Regions from separate parts of the Homo sapiens genome. Here all the other regions are linked to region 2. Evidence: chromatin loops called from intact Hi-C (ENCODE). Cell type or tissue: PC-3. All regions are shown on one strand.

Evidence for each region. Peaks named below come from ENCODE experiments on the same cell type or tissue, not always from the same donor. Only the 100,000 strongest peaks of a DNase experiment are listed, where the experiment ranks them.
Region 1: a loop joins it to region 2, with 2.4 times the contacts of the local background. A loop is called at or near these places in 4 of 110 quality-filtered maps.
Region 3: a loop joins it to region 2, with 7 times the contacts of the local background. A loop is called at or near these places in 6 of 110 quality-filtered maps.

What each region holds. Positions count from the first base shown.
Region 1 is chr7:27,780,482-27,788,481 of GRCh38, reverse strand. It overlaps TAX1BP1 (Tax1 binding protein 1), which reads right to left. Exons shown (of 17, transcript NM_006024.7): 6 at 3,171-3,319; 7 at 2,993-3,083; 8 at 879-1,064. Among named protein-coding and RNA genes, the nearest start is that of TAX1BP1-AS1, 44 kb to the right of the region's middle. In PC-3, a CTCF peak has its summit at 3,833 (motif pointing right); DNase peaks (open chromatin) are centred at 3,931 and 5,441; H3K4me3 peaks cover 1,008 bases; H3K27ac peaks cover 2,117 bases.
Region 2 is chr7:27,600,972-27,608,971 of GRCh38, reverse strand. All of the region lies in intron 4 of HIBADH (3-hydroxyisobutyrate dehydrogenase), which reads left to right. It overlaps LOC107986699 (a long non-coding RNA gene), which reads left to right. Exons shown (of 2, transcript XR_001744911.2): 1 at 1-708; 2 at 2,442-6,578. Among named protein-coding and RNA genes, the nearest start is that of TSL, 11 kb to the left of the region's middle. RefSeq lists an enhancer at 5,575-6,335. In PC-3, a CTCF peak has its summit at 3,080 (motif pointing right); DNase peaks (open chromatin) are centred at 2,601 and 3,051; H3K4me3 peaks cover 1,561 bases; H3K27ac peaks cover 2,860 bases.
Region 3 is chr7:27,673,571-27,681,570 of GRCh38, reverse strand. All of the region lies in intron 2 of LOC105375211 (a long non-coding RNA gene), which reads right to left. Among named protein-coding and RNA genes, the nearest start is that of HIBADH, 15 kb to the right of the region's middle. RefSeq lists an enhancer at 2,772-3,971. In PC-3, no CTCF peak of the experiment used is centred here; a DNase peak (open chromatin) is centred at 3,420; H3K4me3 peaks cover 434 bases; H3K27ac peaks cover 3,092 bases.

The DNA of each region.
Region 1 (8,000 bases), 180 kb before region 2:
TTATTACCAACATAATAGCTGATGCAGGTGAGGAGCATCAAAGGACAATAAAAACATTGAGGAAAGGCTGTTGGAGAACAGGGTGTTTATACAGATTGCTTAATAATCACAAACAGGGAAAGAAAAGAAAGGCACCTATATAGAGACAGGTAGGCATAACTTTAAACAAATTATTAAACCTAACATTATCAAGAACGAAACAAATTGACATTATATAACTTTTGATATGACTCCAACAGGATGGACAAAACATCATCTATGTCTTTTCTTGCAAAAATGTCTCACCTGAATCTAGTCATGAGAAACAACAGACAAATCCAGATTATAGAACATTTTCTCAGACTAGCCTGTCTTCTCCAAAAATATCAATGTCATAAAAAGTGTAGGGACACTATTCTAGACTGAAACCGACTCAAAATACAACAATCAAAATAATATGTAGTCTTTGACTAACTGTGAATCACAAAATTTTAAAGATTATATAAGAATACATTTGGGGCAATGTGATTGTGAACTAACTATGAGAATGACTGTTATTCAATCAGTGCTAAATTCTTAGGTGTAATAACGGTGTCATGGCTATGAAGAAGAATGCACTTGTTCATAAGGGAGACATGCTAAAGTATTTAGAGTAAATTATCGTAATACTTGCAACTCACATCGCTCAGAAAAAAAGGCATATAAATGAGGGAGATAAAACAAAGAATGGCAAAATATTTTAGGGTACATCAGTATTCATTGTTCTGTTCTTCCAACTGTTTTGTAAGTTTGAACTTTTTTAGAACAAAAGCTTGGGGGAATTAAAAATGAAAATCATATTGCATACATTTCATAGGTATGTTTTACAATCTTCAAATATATATAGCAAAAGTACTTACTTTACTTGAGGTTGTAAGCAGGAAAGTTCTTTGCAGATTTTCCTTTTCAGCCAAACATAACTGCAGCCTGCCAATCTCTTCTTTGAAATGAGTAATCACGCTTTCTTTGTTCCCATCTAAATTTTTTAAAGTCTGGACCTCTGACATAAGCTTGGTATTTTCTATTTCTGTATTCTTCAAATGTACCTGTAATGGTGTTTGAAAATGTCAAGAATATTCTAACTCCATGACCTAAGTTAGTCAAAGTTTAAAATACCATTATATTTCTAACCCAAAGACAACGAAAGGAAGGAAAGACATACTAGACTAGGATTTAGGAGACCCAGGTTCTGCCAAATGACTAGTTAAGCATGCAGGAGCAGAACACAGCTTTTCTAAGCTTTTTTATTTTCCAGAGAGATTATTCTAAGCCCTAACAACATCACCTGATCTCTAAAGTCTTTTCCTTTGATTTAATGGTTTCAGGTTCTCTTTAAAAATGCAAATAGATTTGGTTGTTCTTTTGGGGAAACAAATTATGTTATTTGGCATATTCAAATCTGGCACGACAAGACTCTGGAAAACTAGAAGGGGTGCATTCAAAAACAACATCTCAAACAATTCCATTTTCTGCAGGCGAAAAGTACGATATCATTTAGTTTCAATGTGCTGAAAAATGTATTTGTTGACTAACCCAACTATATTGATTTTCCCATGACTCTCGCTATTGCTGATTTGCTCCTAACACACATACAAATCAAATTCAATAACTGGAATTATAAATACAGACCTGTAGTGTACACTATCAAGTATATCCTGCTTTCGTTAAGAGTACTGAGGAGAAATGAATTAACTTACTTCTTGCACTTTACTCTTTAAATATACAGAATGCTGAAGGACTAATTCCTGTTCACAAGGATAGAATATTAACTCCTGATTCTCTGAAGACATCAGCAACCAACACCCTTGCAGCATCACTTTAAAACGCTACCTGATGTTCATAATCATCAGCTCATTAAATTGACTTAACAAGAAACGGACTTAACTCAGAATGTTCTTGAAATTCCTCATCTGGAATTGCCTTCAGGAAATGCTTATGAGCCACTTAAAAAAATAAGTCTCAATTTGCACCCACAGCATTACTGACAATTAAGCTAACTACCCTATATTTCAGGGTTGCTTAAAAAAATAAATAAATAAAAACTGCCAGGCACGGCGGCTCACGCCTGTAATCCCAGCACTTTGGGAGGCTGAGGCGGGTCAGGAGATCGAGACCATCCTGGCTAACATGGTGAAACCTCGTCTCTACTAAAAAAATACAAAAAATTAGCCGGACGTGGTCGCGGGCACCTGTAGTCCCAGGTCCTCGGGAGGCTGAGGCAGGAGAATGGCGTGAACCCGAGAGGCAGAGCTTGCAGTGGGCCGAGATCGCACCACTGCACTTCAGCCTGGGCGACAGAGCGAGACTCCATCTCAAAAAAAAAAAAAAAAATTCAAAACTTCAAGCGGTCAAGATTTGTTAGCAGTGAGGATATTTTTACAAAATGACATCTCTGAAGATATTCTAAAAGTCAAACTCTAAAATGGGATTATTACTAAATTAATGTTCTCCCCAATGTGTATATATATATATGTTCTTAAAAAGGAAAAATAGTTACATGAATTGTGATAAACAAGTATCTTAATTCCATTAAACCTCTTCAACTTATTACACACTACCTGTTAAGTATCTAAAACAGCAGCAAATTAATTCCCTGAAAACTAACTTTTAGGGGTGATATACAACATGACTGTGACTTCCTCCTTGCTCTCTCCTGGATCACTCACTCTGAGAGAAGCTAGCTGCCATGCTGTGAGGATATTCAAGCAGCCTATGAAAAGACCACTTCAAGAGGAGCTGAAGGTTCTCCTGCCAAAAGCCACTGGAGTAAGCCATCTTGAAAGCAAACCCTCCAGTCCCAATCAAGCCCTTAGCTGACTGCACCCCTTGCCAACATCCTGACTGCAACTACACAAGAGGCTAGAGCCAGAACCACTCAGCTAAGCTGCTCCTAAATTGCTGACCTACAGCCCCTAAGTTCTGGGGTCATTTCTTTTGAAGCAACAGGCAATAGATATGGTAAAAAATAAATTACCTTATAAAGTTCCTTTTCATCCTTCTCTGTCTTCAACTGACATTCAAGTTGTTCTCTTTCATGTTGTGCCTTCTTGAGTTTGTCCTTTAAACTAAGATAGGTATGATAAAGTAACATTATAATGTTTTAAAGTTTTAAAATTTTTATTGAATTTATTTTTTAAAAGCATGAGAAATACCTGTCTAATTCGGTTTCTTTTTCAATTGCTTTATGTGTTACTGACACAATATCTTCCTCAAGCTGATGGGCTTTGGATGTAGCATCACTGAACCTCTTCTTAAACTCTTCATTTTCCATTTTTAAGCTTTGTGTTACTTCAGTAAGACCCTGAGAAGTGACAACAAGGTATTTTGAGAAAACACAGAAACATAATCAGTAAAGCAAATTTGCATATCTTTAAGAAAACTATGTATTCTTAGAATTTTAATCCCACATTTGTTCCCTCCAAATTTGAGAAGCTAAGACTATAAAACTTGAAATGATAACATATATTTAAATTTTCATATACTAAATTAATCGATAATTTGTTTTTTGTTTGGGGTCTCACTTTGTCACTCAGGCTGCAGTATGGTGGCACAATCACAGCTCAGGTGATCCTCCCACCTCAGCCTCCCAGGTAGTTGGGACTACAGGCACCCACCACCACGCCTGGCTAATTTTTTTTTTAATAGAGACAGGGTTTTGCCATGTCACCCAGGCTGAAACTCCTGGGCTCAAACAATCCTCCTGCCTCGGCCTCCAAAAGTGCTGGGACTACAGGCATGAGCAATGATTCGTTTATTTATATACATTTTCCCCCCACCTTCAGACTTTTCATGTACCCTGTATGTTGATTTTACTAACTTTTCTCCACCAGGGGGCAGGCAAGAAAAATGAGAAAAAAATTTTAAAAATTAGTCACGACATATCAAGTCTTACACGACACCATCAAGGTTAACACCCACTTTTTCTAGCACAGGTCACTAACTGCCATCAAAGCACTAACATATGCCTAAAGCCATGTTCCTAATCTTCTTGCCAGTGTGACTCAGAGGCCTAAACAAATATTCAAAGACACTAAGACAAATATAAAAGAGGTAGTAAGTGCAACAAATTGAATGTTGAATTGAATTTCTACTTGGAATATTCTACTTTAAATGGACAATTCATAAGACTCAAATATAACAGTGTATATAGGGAAGTGCTTTGTTATAGAAAACTATATTATAAAAGAATTGGTAAATTAAGATAAAATTATTTTTATTAAAGAACAATTTTAAAATTTCTCCCCAAAACAGTAATACTTACCTACCCAGCAACAAAAACTAAAAAAATCACCGTTCTGCCAAGTTAAAAGTATGAAAGATTATATAGTATTTATAATTCACTTTAATTCACATAAAAGAACTCACCCAAGTATTTTCTTGATAGAATATCATTTTAAATATCTTGCTAGAATATGAACATTGCTACATTATTTTCTAAAAGTCAGATACACCCTATTGACTTATTTTTGGTCAAAGCAAATGTTTGTCTGACTGAATTTGTAACACTAACCAAAAACTGTTGTACAAAATGCTTTTTTGGTTCCAATGCCATAATACCAGAGAAAAAAACAAATAATATTTATTTCCTCTGCAATCATAATGATTGCTGTGAAATTGGGCACATTTTCAGGATTTGTCTTGTTGATTTATAAAGATGGCCAGAGAGGTTTCTAAATAATGTTCACATTTTTTTTATTTTTAGTTTTACCACCAGTGCTCTCTTGGCACTGCAAATACACTACAGATTTAACCCAAGTATTTCTCCCTAGGACAAAATTACTTTCCAATCCTGTAAGTAATGAAGCCCTATAACGGGTATACAGCATTCTACAAAATGCATAGGAAAAGAGAAAAAAATCACTAGCAACTGAATGTAAATCATGAACTAATTGCTTTGAGTCAGTTAACTTTACAGTGAATTATAAATTAACTCTGACTACAACAAGCGTCTTAGACTTTCTCTGGTGCCCATAAAGGCACCTGATAGCTTCCCAGCATACAAGCCTCCTTTCAAAACACATGAAAACGATAAAGTAAGGATTATTCTTCAGGCCTGTAGTTTTCACGTCTGAGTTAAGCATAAGCATCTTCAATGTGGCTCCGTCGTTCTTAGCATGAAAAAGCTAAGAGCTTTGCCATTTCAAACAACTAGGAATCATGCTTTCAAAAATTAACTTTAAAAGATAAAATCTAAAAGACAATTTTTCTAAAACACTTTTAGTCATTTGTAAATCATGCCAAAAGGACATCATAATTCTAATATTAAAACAAAGAAAACCTCCATCAGATAATTAAGCCTGCTACATTGTATGCCGATATGAAAACAATCATAAAAATTGGGGCAAAGGGAGATAAAGAGATTTGAGTACTTCAGATTCATGCAGGGACTTTCCTCCCACTCCTAAACTAAAAAAATCACTGTTTCCATGAGCCACTATTACCAATTCCCACAAGTCATAACTCTCACTTATGAATAACCCGATAAAAAGATTATGAATCATTCATCTAGGTGGCTAAACACATTTTAAAAGTATTTAAAATAACAGAGCACATTTATTCTCATGTTAAAAAATAAAATTCTGATTATAAACAAAAGCATATGAAGAAACCAGATACAGTATCACTAACAATTATCTAGAAAAAAGGTATGGTATTCTAGATTCACACATACACAGAGTAAAATTTAGTAAACTAGCACCTGAACACTTTAAATAACAAATTATTGACAAAACAATTATTTATGAAAATTGCTAGTCAGATTTTAAATCAAATATCACTCATTTTACTTAATCTGGCTTTTCTCAAACACCTAATTTTGAAATCAACTATAATACCAAGTTATGATGACAGCTACACAGACTATAAAGACATCTTCTCTGGTTTCTACAAATCCACCAGACAAAAATATAATATTTGGCCGGTGTGGCAGCTCACATCTGTAATCCCAGCACTTTGGGGGGCCTAGGTGGGTGGGTCACCTGAGGTCAGTAGTTCAAGACCTGCCTGGCCAACATGGTGAAATCCCATCTCTACTAAAAATACCAAAGAAAAAAAAAATTAGCTGGGCGTGGTGGTGTGTGCCTGTAGTCCCAGCTACTTGAGAGGCTACTCAAGCAGGAGAATTGCTTGAACACACGACGTGGAGGTTGCAATGAGCCTAGATTATGCCACTGCACTCCAGCCTGGGCGACAGAGAAAGACTCCATCTCAAAAAAATAAAATAAAATAAAACAAGAAAAGAAAACAAAAAGTTTTTAAAATGGAAAAATCTTATGGAATTTGGATACAAAGAAAGAATATTTTTGCACAGCTGTACATGTTTGTGTTTTGAGCTAAATGTTATTTCAAAAGAATCAAAAAGTTTTTAAAAAGAGAGTGAAAATGTTACAGTGAGCTAAGGTTAATTTATTTTTGGAGAAAAAAATATTTTATACATTTAGTATAGTCTGGCCAGGTGCGGTGGCTCATGTCTGTAATCACAGCATTTTGGGAGGCCGAGGCGGGCAGATCACCTGAGGTCAGGTGTACGAGAGCCTGGCCAACATGGTGAAACCCTGTCTCTACTAAAAACATAAAAATCAGCCAGGTGTGGTGGCGTGCACCTGTAATCCCAGTTACTCCGGAGGCTGAGGCACAAGAATCACCTGAACCCAGGAGCTGGAGGTTGCAGTGAGCCGAGATCACGCCACTGCACTGTACTCCAGCCTGGGCAACAGAGTAAGACTCCGTCTCAAAAAAAAAAATTAATTAATTAATTAATTTAGTGTAGTCTAAGTATACAATATTTATAAAATCTACAGTAGTGTACAGCAATGCCCTGGGCCTTCACATTCACTCACTACTCACTCCCTGAATAACCTAGAGCACTGTCAGTCCTGCAAGCTCCATTTGTGGTAAATGCCCTATACAGGTATAACAAATTTTACATTTTATACAATATTTTTACTGTACCTTTCCTTTTCTAAGATATCTAGATATGTTTAGATACACAAATATTTACCATGTGTTACAACTGCCTACAGTATTCAGTACACTAACATGCTGTACAGGTTTGTAGCCTAGGAGCAACAGGTTATACCATATAGCCTAGGTGCGCAGTAGGATATACTATCTAGGTTTGTGTAAGTACACTCTATGATGTTTGCACAAAGAGGAAATCATCTAACAACACATTTCTAAGAACGTATCCCCATTGTCAAGTGGTGCATGACTATAGTAAAAAATGTGAGGGCTACCTTCAATTCACTGAAAAATCTGCTATGAACAAATGTACTTAAATTCAACTTTTACAGAAAATAACAGATCCAAGCACTATTTTTGTGGTTGGAGTGGAGAGGAGGGGGAAGAGAGACAGGCTACAAATATATTAGTGTCTAAATTATTTCCTGAATATGAATTTATTCCACAAACTAGTGATTTTTTTTTAACATTAGGTTTCATATACATTTTTAAAGAGTTAGGGAATAAGTAAAAAAATTTAGGGTAGTATAACTTTACTTAAAATTACCTTTTAATTAAATTGAATGGGAACTACTCAATGATGTAGTCTTATGAAATAAACTATGAAAATGCTTCATTGTACAGTTCTGTACTTATCAATACAAAAATTATGGGTTTAAAAGTATATAAATATATTGTAGAAATAATATATTATGAGTTTCTTAAAACTATTACTTTGTAAAGCAGGTACAAAATTAAAGTAATTGGCTTGAAAGAAATATATTGCTATGTATACATAAGTTATAATCATCACCCCATGTATTAAAATTAAGCCTTTTGTATCTTTTCTTGATGACAATTGGCAAAAACAAACAAAAACAAATTCAATGAGATCATAAATTCAAAACTGGTTTTTGGCAATTCCATGTATTAGATACTAAATGCCTTAAACTGCCTCTGTCCAAAACCAGGTACCTAATGCTATGATAACAATAACAGCTATCTTGAGAGCTACTGTGTAGGAAATGTTATGTGCTTTATGT
Region 2 (8,000 bases):
CTGTTCTTGCCAGGCTCTATTCTGTGGTAGAGGGGGAACCTGTGTTCTCTTTACATGGTTATGCTGGAAAGTATATGGATAAGGCAGGGGTCCTGCCTGAAGTAATCCCAGGGTATTTTTAATGTCCTTTAATTGCCATTCAGGATGTAAGTCAGACACAATTGGGTCTGGTCACAGTTTAGGACTACTGAGCCCTGTTTATATAAAGGTGAATTTAGCAAATAAATCTGAAGCTATTACTTATGTACAATTTATTTTTCTTTAACATCTATTGATTTCTAAGCAATGTGAAACTAGTTCCAGTATACTCTATGTATTATATGTCTTCATTTTGTTTTGTTTGTGATCCCTGGATAGCATTGGCAGTGAGGTGGGAGGAGGAGATGTAATTGAGAATTTGACAAGGGCCTTGCTACCATAATCAAACTGAAACCTTATCAGACTTATTTGAAGTTTTCAAGAAGTCCGATTTTCTTGAGGTTTGATAATGTTAACAGATGAAAAGTATATGACGTTAAGTTTTAAGTCTGTCTTTCTATGTATTTGCCATAAAATTCTGTTTTGCATTGCTTGGGTGATGTAGTTGTGAACATTTTAAATTTACATGCAAATTTCATAGTAGTCATCTTTCCTTCAGGTCCAAGGAAAGTATGGCAGCAGATATGCCTTCTGTCTTTTGCCTTGGAGGGATTTTGACCTGACCTGAAGGTAGAAGATTGTTGTTTTTTTGCATTTAGCTTAGGTTACCTACAGGGATAGGAAAGATGTGGATTTCTTTTAAAAGAGTACTAAGAATTTTAACATTAGTATCTGACATCTTTTTGCTTTGAGTTATTATTGACTGTTAGTTTTGGTTATCATAATTGTTTATCTACTACAGCCTCTAGGAGGACATTGTACCTAGGGAGATTTTAAAAAATCAAACTTAGTATGAGGCCAGAATACGAATAATTTTATCATTAATTACATTTCATTTCCCCTAATGCTTCTTATGTGTGAGAGTAGTACTTGTTCTTAAGTGACCAACATATTTAATGTACTATGTCCATATATTAAAAGAATAGAAACTAGTCTTGGCAGACACTGAAATAGTTAATTGGCTTTTACAGCCAAGATAGTTTTATAAAACTTTGTGAAAATTAAGAAACGGGAAGAAAAGTATTTTTCTATGCACTAATGGCATATTTTATTAACCCTTTACCTTAGGCTATAACATTTTTTTTTTTTGCAGCATTCTTTCATTAGATAAGCAGCTGGAGGAAGGAGGCTAGTTAGTTTACTGTAATTGTTAAATATCTACAAACATTCAGATAGTTAAAATAATTATTTCCATATAAAATCCTGGGTAGAGGTGAGGTTTTTCTAAAAATAAATGATAATTTTGAGAAAGGAATAAGAGCAGCGACATAATTCTGACTTTGAGACCTGTAATCTTTGATAGCAAACTTTTTTTGTTTTTTTTTGAGACAAAGTCTTGGTCTGCTGCCCAGGCTGGAGTTCAGTGGCGTGATCTCAGCTCACGGCAACCTCCGTCTCTTGGGTTCAGATGATTCTCCTGCCTCTTCCTCCCATGTAGCTGGGATTATAGGCATGAGCTACCATGCCCGGCTAATTTTTTATATTTTTACTAGAGACATGGTTTCACCGTGTTGGCCAGGCTGGCCTCGAACTCCTGACCTCAGGTGATCTGCCCACCTCGGTCTCTCAAAAGTGTCGGGATTATAGGTGTGAGCCATGGCGCCCAGCCGCAGACTTTTAAATACAGCATTTAGAAAGGTTTGATGACATCTTATGGTCTTTAATTGGACTGAACTTTTACATTCTTATTAGTACACATATAAAATCAACAGCTTTTCATGATTCGGCATTTACATCTTAAATCCTGCACTTTGCTCTGTTAGGAAATAGAGCAACACTGGATATTTCAAGCTAATAGGAAAAGTCTACATTTGATACAGAAAAGTTACCTTACGCAATATTGAGGAGCTAGTGAACAAGGGTTAGGGGGTGGGGGTGCCAGAGACCAGAGCATGCAAGAATGAGAGAGAGATTACATTGTCCTCTTCCATTTTAGTTGGTAGTTTCTACTGAAAACTGTAAAGTTTAACTTTTTGGAATTGTAACTATCCAAAGTGGGAATGTAAACTATATTGAACAAAATTTATTTAGCCTGTTAAAAAGTCAACCTAAAACTATGGTTAATTAGTTTATATTATTACATCACTTTTAGTAGAGACTCAACAATCAGTGCAGAGTAAGAGGAGCTATTATCAGGTGAGCTGACTGCTACCCATATGGGGCTTTAAGATAATGATGAGTTTAAATTTCCTCTTAGAGCTAAGTGAGAATAAAACTGGAGGCAATAAATACTCTTGGCCAAAGCCATTAAATGAAAAAGCTGGGAATTCTCCAGCTCTTGACTTAAATTGTTTGTTTATCAGCTGGCGCCTAGTCTGGAGTCAAGAGCTGGAGATTTCTATCTGTGACAGAACTTTGAAACTCTTGCAGGACACTTTCATTTCAACTTAAGGTAACTTGAGTTTATAGCTTTGGCTTTAAAGATTACTAATGATTTACTCATTTCCTTACCATTTAACCAGAGTGGACTTTTTCCCAGGAAGGGATCTGTGTTTATTTAGGGCCTTTGTCTGCGGAGGGATTAAAAGGCAGCCCACCAGCATTGTGAACTTGATGGTCATAAAAGGTCACCAAAACACACCATAAAAACATTCTTACCATGGAATTAATTATACAGTGTAATTTTACAAAGCAACTTGGTTACTCCATCTTACCCCCTCCCCCATATTTAAACATTTCAACTTTTAAAAAGTAAATCTTTGGTATAATTTTGGTTTATGAAAAAAATGTTTTATGATGTTTAAATGCTGAGGAAATTGTCATGTGCATATGTACAGTTTAATTGCTTAAAAATCTTAAAATTTTTGAAATGAAAATGATCATTTATTGTTAAACTGTGGGATGAATAACTTGTTTGGGAGGAGGTTAGAGTAGTCAGAAGAGTTGGTTAGTATTTCATAGAACAGCTCAGTTTCCAAAAACCTAAGTCCAGCTAAGAATTTATCTGTGCCACCAGGTGGCATTGCATCCAAACCTGCTAATGATAAAAGGATTATAAAATATATTATTTTTTGTTAAAGATATAACGATTTTACTTTTGAAGTTGACTGAAAACTACATCTGATATCAAGGTTAAGTATCTGCAAAGAATTGAAAAGATTTCTAAACTCTAAATATTTGTTTTTAGGTTGTTGATATTAAAACGAAAGTAAATGAAAATGAAATATTTGGAGGGGATTGCTATTTTTCATTTAGTAAAATAAGCATTTAACATTTGGCTTTTTTTTTTTTTTTTTTTTTTTTTTTTGCTTGTCTAAACACTGGAGAGGGGAATCCAGCGTATAAAAATTCTCACAAATATTTCAAATCCCCGCCCCCCACCATGTGGCAAGATTCCACCCCCCTCCCTGGGTCTTGTAAAAAAAAAAAAAAAAAAAGTGTCAGCAGGTTTTACTGTATGGGAATTTTTAAAAAGAGGGAGAAACCTCTGAAAGGTGCAAGTTGGTCCTTTTCACAAGCCTAACTATGAGATTCATTAGGCAGTTCATGTTCATGTCTTAAAAGCTGTTTTTGGGAAAGTAAATTCTTGAGTTTCCTGTACTGTTTTTCAGGGAGTCTTTATAGTCTTTTGAATCAGCTCATTTTAAAACAGTGATAATGTAAAAAGCACAATAAAAAAAGGCTCATTATAAATTTTATAAAAGTGTGATTTTTTTCATTAAAATACGTATTCATGTTCTATTTTTATGAACCCATAAATATAAGTTAATAAACTGTAGCAGAAACAATTAAATTACTTAATACAGCTATCCAGGTGATAGGATATGTTGTCAGAATAAATAAAGCTCAGTGTATATTCTATTGATTTTTATTCTTTTAAAAAATGTATTCACCATGCAGAGTGATGTTTAATGCTTAGCTTTGATCATTTAGCAAAAAGCTTAGTGCTACTCATTTTATACTCTTGCCTCTTCTGAGGCTTCTTAATGTGCACAACCTGTTTTAAGAAATGTATATGTTTTCAAAGTAAATGTTTGACCTCCCACCTTGATGTTCCCACTTAAAAGCAAAACCCTCCCCTCCCTTATATTTTGAATAACTTGATGAGAATGTGTGTTGTACTAAAACTAAATATATGCACCCTTCAGTATTACCAAAAGAGACCTTTTGGTTTTAAAAATTAGGAAATTTCACTTTTGAAAGTAGTCTAGACAAAGGTACTCATGACATTTGACCCTGAAATTTTTACTTTTAAACTTGATGCAACAGTCTGCTTCTTAGCTTTGTTGTATGCTAATATTTCTACTTATTTAACATCAAAAAGCTGTAGAGGTTTCTCTTTATAGATTATGCCTGTGTTCTGGAATTGCCTCCTGCTGTCCATGAATTGCTTCTTGGCTTGTTGTGTTAGAATTTCTCACCAGGGTCTTTTGTGAGCTATGTAGCCAACATTAAAAAAAAAAAAATCAAATTTGATAGAGTAAACTGGACTAGTAAAAATTATACTTACTATTCATAATTATAATTGAGGTTTCTTGGCTCAGCATATCAATTTTATGCAGTAAGAGTAAGCACATACAAATCTCATGTAATGATATGCATACATATAGTTGCCTACAATGACTGTTTTTCTAGTTATTTCTATAATATTAAAATGATTTTTTTGCTGAAATTCCAGAAATCTAAAAACATTGAAAAATAATGATAATGAGAAAAACAATTCTTACTTGTTAGGGTATATGTTATTTAGTAATGAAGCATTTAGATTTTGGATTCTCTCATTTCAGTTGGAAATAGTATTGGTGTAAGTGAGTGTTGCCATGGGAACCTCCACATAGATATAAAAGGCAATACTGTCTAAGTGGAGGAGGAGGGGCGATGTACTGAAATACCACTGGCCTAAATGATCTATTTTATGTATGTGTGTTGGTGTGGGGGTGAGAGCTAGGATGAAAAGGGGAGAGAAAGTACTACAGAAAGTAAATGTTAGCAGTCAAAGCAATTTACTCACACTTTTGGATTCTTTTAGATAGAAGTGTTTTAAAGCTCGAAATGTGATTCTTAATTATTGGTATCATTTGCACACACTGGGGAGTCTTTGCATATCTTATTTTTAATGTACAGTGGAATATGTTTAACTTACTTGGTTTTAGATAAAATTTAATTTAGTGAAATTTGAGAGTTAGGATTTCAGTCTTTGAAATGGCTTTATACATGTTATTAAAGATGTTATATTTAATTCTTTTTAAATATCTGAAATTTAGAAAAACTGATTAGGACACAGTTAATGTGGCTTTCAAAGAAAAGCTGGCATTTTGGCTTTATAGTATTTTTAATACTAGATTTTTAGTAATTTTCTATAAATATATAGGCAAGGAAACAATGACTTACTGTATCTGCATGTGTAATATTTTATGGTTAAAAAAATAAAGAATGAAAACAACAAAACCTAACATAAAATCTTTTTATATCCCTTAGGAGCACATAAAGATTGTAGAGATAGAGATGATTAGAGAACAACCAATTTAACTGCATGCAAAGTAACATTTTTGTTTTTTGTATGTTTAGGTTACAAAAAAACAATGAAATTGTGCCCAACCTGAGTTAGCCTGGTAAAATGCAGCAGCATCATCATTGCAGTTTTAACACTATGGATTCTGGTTGTCAGATACAAATATAAAAAAAAGAAGAGATATTAACTGACAAAAACTGTTTAAACTTACCTTTTTAGTCAATCCAGAGAAAAAGCTGCCAAGGTAATAAAACATCCAGAAGTTTTTAAGTTAAAACGAGTAATTTAAATTAAAAGGGGTGAGGGGGCATGAGCAAGCAAGGGAGAAGAAAAAAGGGGTGAAAACGACAGGCACTTTGCTTCCTGGGCCTGGCTGTATCTGATGTAAATTAACCAGCAGTGGGGAGTGTATTGTTTCCAACTCCACATAAACAATGCTGGGTATCTCTTTGGGAATGGGTGGGTGCTGGGATGGATGGAGGTTGTTGAGAAGGGAACTGGCAAGCAGAGTTTATAATCTATTAGTGGATTTTTTTTGGCATGCGAAACATAGTAGGAAAGAGTAAATAATGAGAAAGTACGTTTGCATGTAAAATTGATCAAGTGAAACCTTAAAATGATGTGAAATAATTCATAATTGTTAGAGAATGCTTATTTGTCAGTAATCTTCAGGTTTAAAAAAATTTTTTTTAAAGACTGACGCCTTGTAATGTAAAACGTTCAGCAATGAAGATACCCAGTTTTAAGTGTACTTTTGGCATAGTATATCAGCTTAGCTCTAAACATGGCTTCTAAAAACTAAAAGACTAAGGAAACTTGTATTTCTTTGAAAAATAGGTAACAAGAGGGATGAAAAGTCAAGTTTATTTTTAAAAATAAGAGAATGAAAGTAAGAGCTACAACATCCATGTTGTTTTTCTGTTTCAGTTTTTGCCTGCTGCTTTTTCTTCCCTGCACTCTTTCTTGGAATAAAATCTGATAGTCTTAACGGAGTGGAAAGTGTGAAAATGCACACAGCCTTATCAATAAGTAGATTCAAAACATCTCTAATCACCTTAAAGTTTTATAGTGCAGAATTTTCTAGAAGTCAACTGATTAATTAAGTACCTTTTGTGTGTCAGTTTATCACACTGGGTTGTTTCTGTATTTTAAAACATTTCATCCTTATAGCATCCCCATGAAATGCAGATTATCCTCTTTTTTTTTTTTTCAGTGAGGAAGTTGAGTCTCAGGAAGGCACAATAGGACAATATGCAATTTTAAGAATTAGCCTGATTTAGCAAAAATAAGACATTTTAGGTAGAGGATTTTCAATATTATTGCAGGAGACTAATACATTCAAGTTTGGAGTTTCTTTGGGTTGCTAGAATAACTAAAAGGCTTTGGTTTGTTTCATTTAAAAACAAAATAGAGAAAAATACTTTTTCTTGTTCTATCGATATCACACCATTCAATGACCCCACTCCCACACAATACCCACAATCAAAATATAGAAAGAATTATTAGCTAACCAAAAAAAGTTCACATAGGTAATCTAAAGTAATTTTATTTTTGGTTTTAAGTGCTTTAATCTAGTTAACTAAAGGAACAAAAAGGGCAAACATGTATAAACAAGTGAAAACCAGAATTTTTAACCTTCTAACATAATATCCTTCATAGGTCTTTTAGCAATTGGATTATTAAAAAGCCAGAATACCTTATTTAGTTATTAATCATAATATGAGTACACAGGACAGCTTTACGTATTTTCCCCTTTACCTTAAATTTTTAAATTTTTATTTTCCAACATTACCCAGTTAAATGCACTTTTATAACTTTTTAAATACCCAAAATTGACCTTTACAAAATATCAATGAGAATTTCAGTATTCAACATTAATCACTGATAAGCTTTTTTTTAGCACGTTTATAGTATAGGTATTTAACGTTAATACATGATTAACAGTGTATCAAGCTTATTGCACAATCATAATAAAATACACTATTCAGTGCTAATTAGGCATTGCAATTATCATTTGGTGTTGTACTGAAAGAATTATATTGGTAACTGATGCTTTTCATCTTGTTAGTATTTTTAATCCCTCTCAATATATATAATCTTTCAGTAGTTTCATCAAAAGAAATCTGTTCCAACAACTTTAAACAGAGGACCTTCAAGAGTGTGAGGTGTGTGTAATAGTTTTATCTTGAAGAGAACTCAGTGAAAGATACTTTCTAGATTATGTTAAAAAGATCCAATCAACCGGCCCATACTCATCATGATTTAACTTTTACAGTTTTATACATAGGTTTCATTGAAGGCTGTAAGAAAATCTGATGTTTATAACATTTTCCTTTGCCAGTGTTTGTCTGAATTTTGCAAAGATCAAGTATCCAAAGTACGAAATGCTAGTGTATTTTTGGAAAACAAA
Region 3 (8,000 bases), 73 kb before region 2:
CCAAAATGCTGGGATTACAGGCATGAGGCACTGCGCCCAGCCTCCATGATTTCTTTATTCATTCCTCTGTTGTCGGCTGATGTTTTGTTACAGCAGCCCAAATAATGTAGACAGATTGAAACACATAATTGTAGTATGTATTTTAAATATTGGCTGAATGAAGTTATTTTTTAAAATTTCATAGTGTGAAGTTTGGCCTATTAAGGGCAATTACCCTATTAAGAAGATGCCCTAAATTTGAAGTATTCTAGCACGTGGTTGATGAATTCTTAGCCATGAGTTTAGGGGTAACAGGAAGTACATTCGGACCTGGAAGTGATGTCTTACAAGGCGAGTCACAAGTGTAGGTCCTCTAAAGGGTTCTACATGTATGATAGGAATCTACTCAGTGGTCTATACTGTTCTATCACATTTTGCAGGTGATGGTTGAGTGTCCAGTGTCAAGTGTAGTCAGGCACAAGTGATAAATAAAACTATCTTCATTAATAGCCCCATCTTCCCTGAGATGAACCCAGATAAACAGGAAAGTTTATGATTAAATTGGATGACATTGTACCCTAGCAGGCTTAGGGGGCAGAAAAAAGAATAATAGCATTTTGGGAATCACCCATTTATTTTTTGGCCAGGAGTACCATTTGCACTTGCCTGACTAATGAAAGAAGTTATGTTACACACGGGACCATTAGAGTCCCTAATGAGTCAAATTAGTTTCCTTGAAAGGGCCCCAGTGGCCCTCTCAGATTGCATCCTGGCACAGCAGAAAGACCTGGACCTAGGCCTTGTCTGCTGGGACATGTAACTGGCTGTATTTGCATGGGAGGCCTTCCTTACTCCTAGTTCACATGGCTGACTCTCAGGGTATGCTCAGAGCCCTGTAAGATTGGACAGATACAGAAATTTTGTTTGGTGGCACTGTATGAGTTTTGCCAGTTCTTTTGAGGTTGTAGGACTATATAGCAGAGGTTTTTGAATGAAAGATCTGGAATGGGGATAATTTTCTGACTTCTTGGTCTCAAAGCACCTTAAAACCTAAAATTAACCAGTGGAAGAATTAAGCCTCTGGCCTTAATTTATAGTGGCACATATCTGCTAAGGGCTTCATTCTGAACTTAATAGGAGTGCTAAGTCTTTTTTTCTATTTTTGAGACAGGGTCTTGCTCTGTCACCCAGGTTGGAGTACAGTGGTGAAATCATGGCTCACTGCAGCCTTGACCTCCTGGACTCAAGCGATCCTCCCACCTCAGCATCCCGCACCTCCGACCCCCAGTAGCTGGGATTACAGGCCTGTGCCACCACATTCAGCTAATTTTTGTATTTTTGTTTTTAAATAGAAATGGGGTCTCACCGTGTTGCTCAAGCTGGTCTTGAACTCCTGGCCTCAGGCGATCCACCTGCCTCGGCCTCCTTAAGTGCTGGGATTACAGGCGTGAGCCACCATGCCTGGCAATAGATCTTTTTGAGGCGGGGTCTTTAGGAGTTGAAGGTGAACTTTATGGTGAGGAGCTGCTCTTCTACCCTAGTAATTAAACTCATCTGGCATCAGTCTGTGTGAAAATACTAAGCATGTAGCAGGGCACATCTGCAGGTATTTTCTTAGGACAATGGCATTGAATGCTAATGTGTAGGGTGCATTACAGGGTCACAGACTTCCTGACTGCTGGATTCTGAGTGACCCCCTGGCCTTTCCCTAGAACTTCAAAGTCCCGTACGGTAGCCACTGGCCACAGGTGGCTACTGAGCACTTGAAAGGTAGCTGGTACGAATTGAGATGTACTCCAAGCATAAAATAGAACCTGGAATTAAAAGATTTAGTCTAAAAAAGTGTAAAATATATTGTTAATCATTTTTAAATATTGATTATATGAAGAAATACTATTTTTAGTATCAGGTTAAATAAAATATATTATTAAAATTAATTTCACTTATTTCTCTATCCTCTTTTGAAATGTGGCTACTAGAAAATTTAAATGGCTCAAATTATGTTTCTTTTGCATAGTGCTGCTTCAGAGAATAGTCAGTGGGAGAGTTAGACTAGTGAATGTGTGGCCAGAGGCTGTAAAATCCAAAATCTATGAATAGATATTGGGTCTGAGGAGGTGCTCTCTACAAGCAAGGCATTCAGAATTGAATTTCTCCAGTTTGCCTGGAGATCAACATACCACATCCATTTCAGTCCAGGACTTTCAGCACCAGAGGTGTGTGAGAGGCAAGATCCAGGGACCAAATAAGTCTATTAGTTCAGAGAGTCATGAAAAATGTTGTTAATCAATTGCTAGGAAACTAATATTTATAGCCAGTATTCAAACATCTGAATTGGGCTTGGAAAAACTGTTTTATTTCCTGAGAGAGATGCCCAAGGCTTTAGCCTCCTTAGAGATCTAACTCTCTGATGAGCCTCTCAGGGCCTGTTACTACTGGCTGCAGAGGAAGTGAGTGGATAATGACGCCCTAAGGTCACTGTGTGCAGGCCACAGTATTCCTGACATAGCCTCTCATTCTTCCCAAGGAGCATGGGACACTGCAGCCTGGTTTAAAGTGAGGCGGGGCTTTTCTTTTTCTTCAAGAATAGTTGGCTATATGTTGTGGGGTACTATACACATAATTCAGCATCTGCCACAAATGCATCATTGAAAGAATGGGTCATGTCAGACACTGTAGAGCTATTAGACTTTGGCTGGAAACAAATGGAAAAAGCAAATGGAAAAACAAATGGAAAACTCAGAACACTGGCCTTCTAATACAAACACTCACCTCAGTGACCAGTCATAGCCTTTCTTCCCTGAGGAATCTGCCATGTCATGGTGGGTGGGTGGGGGTGGGGTGGCATCTGGAGAGTGTTTGCCAATCTTGACTCTGTATCTTTAGGTTGCTTGATTCACCTATGCACCTGGAAGGGTAACTTTGGGCACCTAGCAGCATTTGGGAAGAATCAATTCTGACCAAAGCATTCAGTGGGCTGTACTTCAATCAACTTCCTGCTCGGTTTCCCATTTTAGCTTTCTTTCCCATTCACTGTCAAGCTGCAGACCTTTGGACTTGACAGTTATGTCTGGTGACTCCAGCCTCAGACCCTTGGCTCTCCCTCAAGAGATTTGCCTTAGATCTGTTCTACCAGAGCTCCTCTATTTGTATTTCCTTAGATATTTAAAAAAACAAAAAACAGTTAACATGGCAGGCCTGGCTCCTTACCAGGTTTGCCCTTGGCTGACATCTGCGAACTTGAATTTGGGAAAGGTTTCTACTATGCTAACTGATAAAAGTGGCTTACTATACCTAAACTATACAAACAATGTGAGTTTATGATGAATACCTGCTTTATTTCTGGGAGTCTGGAATTTGGTGGTAGGCAGAGGATGCCTATGTGATTTAACCACCAGTAAAACCCTGGGTGCAGAGTGTATAATGAGCTTCTCTGGTAGAAAACACTTCCCACATGTCATCATGACTCATTACTAAGGAGTTAGGCGTGTCTTCTGTGACTTCATTTGGAAAGAATTATCAAAAGCTTGAGCTTGGTTTCCTCTAGACTTTGCTCCATGTGCTTTTGCCTTTGCTGATTTTTCTTTGTACCCTTTTGCTATAATAAATCATAGCCATGAGTGTGACCATATGCTGACTCCTGAGTCCTTCTAGCAAATAACCAAATCTGGGGATGGTTTTGGGGGCCCTTGACATATCAGTTAATATACGGAAACCACTGGAGAAAGTCTTGAATGTAATTTTTGGTTTGATTATTTTTCTTAGAGTTCAGAATGGGAATCCCTAATACATCAAGCATTACATAATATGGTTGGGAGATCCAAAGCACTAAAGCCGAGGCTAATAATATGCGGAAAATTGGCATATGTTGTAGACTTCCCAAAAGACCCCCATTAGGACAAGTTACATAGGGTACACTCAGGAGAGATCAGTGCAGGAAGACCAAGGAAGGTTTGAAGGATTCAGTATGGCAGAAAGACATGCAAATCAGAGACAGGACCTTCCTTAAACAGAACCCAAGACCATATCCCAGAAAATGGAATAGAGAGACAAGGGCTGGTATTATCTCTGTCACATTGGCTGAGTAGGTTAAAATCAGAAAGTGTGTTGGAAAAACAAAGCAAAGCAAAGCAAAACAAAACAAAAAAAGGACCTGCAAGAAAGAATAGACTTCTTTTCTTCTGGGGGGAGGGACAGTGTCTCTGTCGCCCAAGATGGAGTGCAGTGGTACAATCTCAGCGCACTGCAACTTCTGCCTCCCAGGCTCAAGTGATCCTCCCAGCTCAGCTTCCTGAGTATTTTTAGTGGAGATGGGGTTTCACCTTGTTGCCCAGGCTGGTCTCGAACTCCTGTGCTCAAGCGATCTGCCCTCCCCGGCCTCCCAAACTGTTGGGATTACAGACGTGAGCCACTGCATCTGGCCACTTCTTTTTTAAAGTATACTGTTCTTGATAAAGCTGTAGTTAGGAATCTCTTTAGGGACAAAAAGTTTACAAATAGAAAGAGTAAAAAAAAAAATTTATTGAGAAATATTTTCATTATTCTACCCTACACAATGAAAGTTTTTTGTATATGGATGGTATAGATTAGGTTTAGCACTGAATATTTTTTATGTATTAAATATTAAAAAAAAAAAAAAGCCCTGCAAGGCCTCACTAGTTTTGTTTTCTCATGGAAAACCAGAGTTCAAATTCCCAATGGGGATGCAGCCCCTGATTTTTTGAAAGACAGAATATATAGTGGTTATGAGCATGGCCTTTGGAATCAGATGCCTTTTTTTGAGTTCTAGTCCTATTTATAGCTGTGTAATCTTGGACAAGTTAACAACCTCTTCATTTCCTAATTGTTTTCTCTTCAAATGCAAAGAATAATTATAATTGCTTCAAAGGGTTGCTGAAAGGTTGACCTGAATTGCTCCACGTAAAGGACTTACATAGTGCCTAGCATATACAGTATGCTCAATAAATGGTAGAGATCATTGTTATTATTACTATGACATGATTCCTGTGCTCTTAGAAAGTGAATCCATAGGATGTTGTGAATAATTGAGAGCTATAGTGATATGCATTGATAACTTGCGAATGTGATAAAACAAAATGCCCCTAAATTTTTAGTTATAAAACTAACTAAAAGGAATCACATGAAGGATAGCTCGAAGGCCCAGAAATTTTTTTTTTGAGACAGAGTCTCGCTCTGTCTCCCAGGCTGGAGTGCAGTGGCGTGATCTCGGCTCACGGCAAGCTCCGCCTCCCGCGTTCATGCCATTCTCCTGCCTCAGCCTCCCGTGTAAATGGGACTACAGGCGCCTGCCACTACGCCTGGCTAATTTTTTGTATTTTTAGTAGAGACGGGGTTTCACCGTGTTAGCCAGGATGGTCTCGATCTCCTGACTTCGAGATCTGCCCGCCTCGGCCTCCCAGAGTGCTGGGATTACAGGCGTGAGCCACCACGCCCGGCCAAAGGCCCAGAAAATTTTAATGAAACCAGTTTGAAGTTATTATCACATTTTAAGAATGTATCAATCAAAACAAGTCGTTGTTCAACTGTGGCAGGACAGAACAGTAGTTCCAGGACTTTGAATTTTATGACCAAGTTAGAAAAAAAATTGTAGAATGTGATGAAGTGCTGCCAACTTTTCAATTTACCCAAGACTGGCATGAAAAAGATCTAACAGTCTACTACTGCTGTCATGTCCTAAAAGAAAGATGTTTTGTCTCCAAAAAATACACATAGCATATCTTCAGAACAAAGATAGTACTTCCCAGAAAGTCTACTAATCTAGGGAGATTTTTTCCCCCCAACAGGTGAAAATCTCCTGAAAGGCAAGCAATACTCTTTGGATCAGCCCTTGGGATGAGAAAAGTCACAGTTGGGGCTGGGCACAGTGACTTGTGCTTGTAATCCCAGTGGTTCAGGAGGCTGAGGTGGGGGGATCCCTTGAGCTTGAGTGAGGAATTTTAGTGAGGCCCCCCGCTGCCTGCACAGTCTCTACCAATTTTTTTTTTTAATTAACCAGTTGTAGTGGCACATGTCTATAGTCCCAGCTACTCAGGAGGCTGAGATGGGAGGGTTGCTTGAGTCTAGGAGGTTGAGGCCACAGTGAGCTAAGAACATGCCTGAGCTAAGAACATGAATGTACTCCAGCCTGGACCACAGAGCAAGATCCTGTCTCAAAAAAAGAAAAGTCACAAAGGCAAACACCAGTAGTGTCCACTGTCCAAGCAAAAGGAAACTATGCCACCTAAATTTGACCTATTCCTGGTTCCAGTTGCAAAACCATTTATTTTTTCTTTCTTTCTTTTGTAGAATCATGGTCTCACTATTTTGCTCAGGCAGGTCTTGAACTCCAGGCCTCAAGTGATTCTCCCACCTCAGCCTCCCAAAATGCTGGAATTATAGACCTGAGACAACTGTGCCTGGCCTTGCAATACCATTTCCAATGCAAAGATAAATATAGGAGAGTTAGGCATTGATTTTGAGTACTTCCTCTTAATATGGTCACAAAAGTAACAGGACATTCACTAAACATTTGATTTATCTGTTTCTCTCATACTCATGAAGGAACCATCTAATTCCAATGTAGATCAACCAGGGAGAGCCTGGGTTGACCACCTGAACTTCAAACATTTCTAGCAAATCATGGAAATGACTTCTGAATATGGCTTAGCTTCCTATGTAGCTTCATTACAGGAGAGGGAATATGCTGATTATGTCCACAGGGGTATTGCTGTTTTATTTCTCCTAGTAAATTAATACATTTGCATTCTGGTACCTATTTTGGTCTCTTGTGCTTTTCAGACAACTTGTCCCAGTCTCTCAGGGCCTGATTACTCCCAGGCACTGAGAAAATGACATTTCCAGGATGTGGAAGCAGCTGGTCTTCTTGTATACCATGGCACATGCACACTATTCCATTTTTTTTTGCTACTTTATTTATTTTTTTTTAATTATACTTTAAGTTCTAGGGTACATGTGCACAACATGCAGGTTTGATACATAGGTATACATATGCTATGTTTGTTTGCTGCACCCATCGACTCATCATTTACATTAGGTATTTCTCCTAATGCTATCCCTCCCCCAGCCCCCCACCCTCCTACAGGCTCCAGTGTGTGATGTTCCCCACCCTGTGTCCAAGTGATCTCATTGTTCAATTCCCACCTATGAGTGAGAACATGCAGTGTTTGGTTTTCTGTCCTTGTGATAGTTAGCTCAGAATGATGGTTTCCAGCTTCATCCATGTCCCTGCAAAGGACATGAACTCATCCTTTTTTATGGCTGAGTAGTATTCCATGGTGTATATGTGCCACATTTTCTTTTTCCTTTTCTTTTCTTTTTTTTTTTTTTTTTTTTTTTGAGATGGAATCTCGCTCTGTTGCCCAGGCTGGAGTGCAGTGGTGGGATCTCAGCTCACTGCAAGCTCTGCCTCCCAGGTTCAGGCCATTCTCCTGCCTCGGCCTCCGGAGTAGCTGGGACTATAAGCGCCCGCCACCACACCCGGCTAATTTTTTGTATTTTTAGTAGAGACAGGGTTTCACCGTGTTAGCCAGGATGGTCTCCATCTCCTGACCTTGTGATCTGCCTGCCTTGGCCTCCCAAAGTGCTGGGATTACAGGTGTGAGCCACCACGCCCAGCCTATATGTGCCACATTTTCTTAATCCAGTCTATCATTGATGGACATGTGGGTTGGTTCCAAGTCTTTGCTATTGTGCACACGATTCCATTTTTAAATTCATGCCTATCTACTGACATTTACAAAAAAAATACATGGCAGTGGCTTTATTAGTCAAGGTGCAAGCTAAGCTGCTATAATAAAGAGACTCCAAAATATATTGACTTAAATAAAATGAAGTTTCTTTCTCTCTTATAAATCTAGAGTAAGAGGTCCAGGGCTGGCCTGGGGGTCTTACTTCATTAGAGCAGAGGCCTGGGTTTCATTCGGATACCCAAGTTTCTTCTGTCTCCTTGCTTTACCACCTCTCTAGGTATTGTCTTCATCCATATGGTTGAAACTGGCTCT